Regions from separate parts of the Homo sapiens genome. Here region 1 is linked to region 2. A link is an interaction called in ENCODE POLR2A ChIA-PET data of the cell type or tissue named here. Cell type or tissue: Caco-2. All regions are shown on one strand.

Region 1 (2,500 bases), 73 kb before region 2:
TTTGAAGTATTTGAATTTTCTGTGAGTCACACAGTATTCCAGTTGTATTAATCTTTTGAAGAGAAGATAATTATTTTTGATCTCCATGTTTGGTCTTTAGATTTTCCGAATATACAGGTAATTTAGATTAGTGACTAATGTCAGCTTAAAGTATTTTATTAGTATCACTATTGAGAAGAAAAATAATCATGCTCAATTAAAGTCCTCATACAAAACTTATAAAGGTTTATTTGAATTCTTCGAATAAGTTGCTTTAAAATTTCTATAACCTTATGCATTAAAGTATAACCTATAGAAAGCATGTTATGCCACCCTGAAGGCTGCTATAAAAATTGTTTATGAAGTTCAGGCCAAGACTAAAATATGTTGAAATGGAGAGTTTTGAAAAATGTTCTATATAGCAAAGGAGACCAAATCATGCTAAAATGTAGAAAAAGACTATACATCAGTTTCCATGCTACATTATTCAAAAAAATACAACCATAAAAAAGGTAATAAGATTACATTTTCACATTTCATGGCTAGTAAAGTGCATTAGGCTGCTCAGATATTCATAACTTACTGTGACATTTGGGAAGATTACATTTTGTAGTGCAGAGCCATTACTACAGCTCAGATAATAACTAGCCAATGCCTGTACCTGGATTATGATCCCTGTCATTGGAAACAAATTTGTGTTTTGAAGGTTGATCAGCTTCAAATAACTATTAGAAAGGGTTAACATGACATACTGTAGACCCTGTGCATGTTTTTTAGGTATAATAGATATGCATACATATAGTATATCAAATATGCCACACATTTGTATGTACAAATTTCTGCCATCAATTTCTCCTTGAAAGGCATATTTTATAGTATTTAAAGCAATGGAGGAATATTTAAAACACCTGTCTGGATATTGCTCTCACCATTATAATCTCAGTTTAAAAGCTGGTGAAATATTTGGGGCTTTTTTTGGAAATTACTTTCAAAAATCTATAGCTTCTTGAAAGGGTGGTTACTTATAGGAATGATTGATGTAAGTAATATTAAGATGAAGGTAAGGTCTCTTATGTTAGTTGTAACGAGGTTTTTGACCAATTTAGATCGCATGGAGGATATGTAATTGTTAGAAGAAAATTTCACACTATTAAAACTCTCTCCAGACATTATCTTCTTGGCAGTAAATTGTTTCAGATTTATTGGTTGGTTTCCCTTATATGAAATGATGTACAATTGTATGTGGGTGTTGTAAGAAGTACTTTATTGTATTCAGTGGACAAGGTTTAGTTTCTGTCTTCTAGAAAATACTGTTGAAGAGTTTGTCTTTTTTATTGTTGTATCTAGATGATTTTCATAAAATATTTTCTCTTTGAGCTTTCCTTTCACTAAAAAGTTATTTTGAAGTTATAATCATTATATAATTATGGAATTACTAGTTTTGTATGGCCTTAGAGATTTTTGTTTTTTTCTGCTACTTTTCTGAATCACTGCAATTCTTTTCCACAAGAAGGTTTTCTTGTGTCTGAAGATTCTGTCACTCCTTAATTTTACATTCTTCTGTGTGGATTCTTTTAAATTATCTTCCTGAGAATACTGGTGTTCTTGGACCTGGACCAGACCTTTCTACTGCTAAAATTGATTAAAAATTATCTTTACCAAATTTACAGGTTGAAGTTCATGGAATTAATTTTCTCAGTTTTGAATTTTTCCTCTTAATTTTTCTTAATCATTGGCATCTGCTGCTGATTGTTATTCCTCACATTTAATAAAAGATTGTCTTGACTTAACACAATTATATGTTTAGTTAGTATTACCATATTGCTTTCTGGAAATATTTCAACAGGAGTGTATGAAAGTATCTGTTTAATCTTGTTCTCACCTACTTTGAGCATTAATAATTTCAAACAAAGTTAAATTCATTTAGTATTTTTTTTTTGCAAGTGTCATTTGGATTTTTTTTTTGTGAATTGACTGTTCATGTCTTCCTAAACATTTTTTTCACCAAATTGAAAATACTTTATTTCTGTACCACTTTTTATTTCTACAGCTTAATGAGTTTTGTACTCTTTGAGAATTTCTTATATTTGTGGCTTCTAATTTAACTTTTGATATTTTAAGTTATCTAGAATTTATTTTGGCATATTTTGTAAGATAAGGATTCAGTCTTAATTTTTTAAAATGAAAATTTCATAGCTCCATTTAATGCTTGTGATGACACTCTAATCCTATATTGAAGTTATTTGTACCAACCTTTTATTTTAATTAGATTATTTTCTGTCTAGTACCATACAGTTTTAATAATTATGTTATACCATTTGTTTAATGATTCTAGTATTCTTTTTGTATAGAATTTCCCTTCACTTTTTTCATATATTTAATTCCCAGATAGAAATTAGAATCACTATAAGTTTCAGAAAAAAATCATATTGGAATTTTAATGGTAATGTGCTGAATTTATAGATTAATTTGTGAAAAGTTAACAACTTGAACTGATTTAATATTCCCATCCAGAAACAGG
Region 2 (2,500 bases):
TTTCTTTATATACTTCAGCCAAACCAATATATGCAACAGATTGAATGCAAAAGCAAATATGAGAATGCAGTTGTCTTCTATGAAGCCAAACTTTAAAGAGATTGACAAAAATATGAAATAATGGCACTCTTCTTGTTATTGTTTGGTTTTGAAAAATAATCATTTTCAAAAAATGTTATTTATATTATATATTGAGTTTATTATTTTTAAGTGGGTTAATAGTTCTAAAAGGTCTCAGTTTTAATTCCTAATATAATAAGCAGTAGTAGATATAATCCACATAGATAAAGAGTCTTTGGGGACCTTAATACTTTTTAAGAATGTAAAGTGTTGCCCGGGCACGGTGGCTCACGCCTGTAATCCCAGCACTTTGGGAGGTTGAGGTGGGTGGATCATGAGGCCAAGAGATTGAGATCATCCTGGCCAACATGGTGAAACCCTGTCTCTACTAAAAATACAAAAATTAGCTGGGCGTGGTGGTGAGTGCCTGTAGTCCCAGCTACTTGTGAGGGTGAGACAGAAGAATCGCTTGAACCCAGGAGGTGGAGTTGCAGTGAGCCGAGATCGTACCACTGCACTCCAGCCTGCAACAGAGCGAGACTCTGTCTCAAAAAATAAAATAAATAAATAAATAAATAAAGTGTCATGAGACCAAAAAGTTTGAGAACTGCTATCTTAGAAAATAATAGGATATTTAGGATGAATAGATTAGTCTTTTTGAGTTCCCTATATACAAAATAAAGGAGTTGGATTAGGTGATATCTCAGGTGTTTTGAGCTTGTGAGCATTTATGACTAAGTATTTATATCCAGTTTTCAAATCCGTTTGTGTAAGTAATGAAAGAATGTGGACTTTGGAGACAGGGTGTGAATCCTGATTTATAGTAATTATTAGCTGTGTAAGCTCAGGAAAAAGAGTCTCCCTGTCACCCAGGCTAGAGTGCAGTGGCGCAATCTTGGCTCACTGTAAACTCCGCCTCCCAGGCTCAAATGATTGTTATGCCTCAGCCTCCCGAGTATCTGGGATTACAGTTGCCTGCCACTGCAACTGGCTAATTTTTGTATTTTTAGTAGAGACGGTGTTTCGCCATATTGGCCAGGCTGGTCTCGAACTCCTGACCTCAGGTGATCTGCCTGACTCAGCCTCCCAAAGTGCTGGGATTACAGGGGTGAGCCACCGGGACTGGCTTGTGTCTTAGTTTCTAACAAAAAAGTTTGAAAAATATATAATTTTAAAAAGAGAAAAAAGCTTTTAGAATAAGGATATAGAGAAAGGAAAAAAAATATTTTTTGAGACAGGTGAAGTGTAGTGGTGTGCTCATAGCTCACTGCAACTTCAAACTCCTGGGCTCAAGTGATCCTCTCACCTCAACCTCCTGAGTAGCTGGGACTACAGACTTGTGCTACCACACCTGGCTACTTTTTTAGTTTTTTTGTAGAGACGAGGTCTTACTGTGTTGCTCAGGCTGGTCTTCAACTCCTGGACTCAAGTGGCCCCCCGCCTGGGCCTCTGAAAGTGCTGGGATTATAAGCATGAGCCACACACCCGGTTAGAATGTGTGTGTGTGTGTGTGTGTGTCTTTTTTAAATGAGACAGAGTCTTGCTCTGTCACCCTGGCTGGAATGCAGTGGTGCAATCTTGGCTCACTGAAACCTCCACCTCCTGGGTTCAAGCGATTCTCCTGCCTCAGCCTGGCGAGTAGCTGGGACAACAGGTGTGCACCTCCACACTCAGCTAATTTTTTTGTATTTTTAGTAGAGACAGGGTTTCACCACGTTGCCCAGGCTAGTCTTGAATTCCGGAGCTCAGGGGATCCACCCACCTCCACCTCCTAAAGTGTTAGGATTACAGGCGTGCGTGACTGCACCTGGACTTTTTTTTTTTTTTTTAAATTATACTTTAAGTTCTAGGGTACATGTACACAACGTGCAGGTTTGTTACATATGTATACCTGTGCCATGTTGGTGTGCTGCACCCATTAACTTGTCATTTACATTAGGTATATCTCCTAATGCTACCCTTCCCTCTCCCCCACCCCATGACAGGCCCCAGTGTGTGATGTTCCCTTTCCTGTGTCCAAGTGTTCTCATTGTTCAATTCCCACCTATGAGTGAGAACATGCAGTGTTTGGTTTTCTGTCCTTGTGATAGTTTGCTGAGAATGATGGTTTCCAGTTTCATCCATGTCCCTACAAAGGACATGAACTCATCCTTTTTTATGGCTGCATAGTATTCCATGGTGTGCATGTGCCACATTTTCTTAATCCAGTCTATCATTGTTGGACATTTGGGTTGGCTGCAAGTGTTTGCTATTGTGAATAGTGCTGCAATAAACATACGTGTGCATGTGCTTTATAACAGCATGATTTATAATCCTTTGGGTATATACCCAGTAATGGGATGGCTGGGTCAAATGGTATTTCTAGTTCTAGAACCTTGAGGAATTGCCACACTGTCTTCCACAATGGTTGAACTAGTTTACAGTCCCACCAACAGTGTAA

Evidence for each region. Peaks named below come from ENCODE experiments on the same cell type or tissue, not always from the same donor. Only the 100,000 strongest peaks of a DNase experiment are listed, where the experiment ranks them.
Region 1: POLR2A ChIA-PET joins it to region 2 with 5 read pairs; 3 of 35 experiments call an interaction of 5 or more read pairs at or near these places.

What each region holds. Positions count from the first base shown.
Region 1 is chr4:150,935,494-150,937,993 of GRCh38, reverse strand. All of the region lies in intron 2 of LRBA (LPS responsive beige-like anchor protein), which reads left to right. Among named protein-coding and RNA genes, the nearest start is that of LRBA, 79 kb to the left of the region's middle. In Caco-2, no CTCF peak of the experiment used is centred here; no DNase peak of the experiment used is centred here.
Region 2 is chr4:150,862,068-150,864,567 of GRCh38, reverse strand. The region is part of intron 22 of LRBA (LPS responsive beige-like anchor protein); the gene reads left to right. Among named protein-coding and RNA genes, the nearest start is that of LRBA, 150 kb to the left of the region's middle. In Caco-2, no CTCF peak of the experiment used is centred here; a DNase peak (open chromatin) is centred at 967.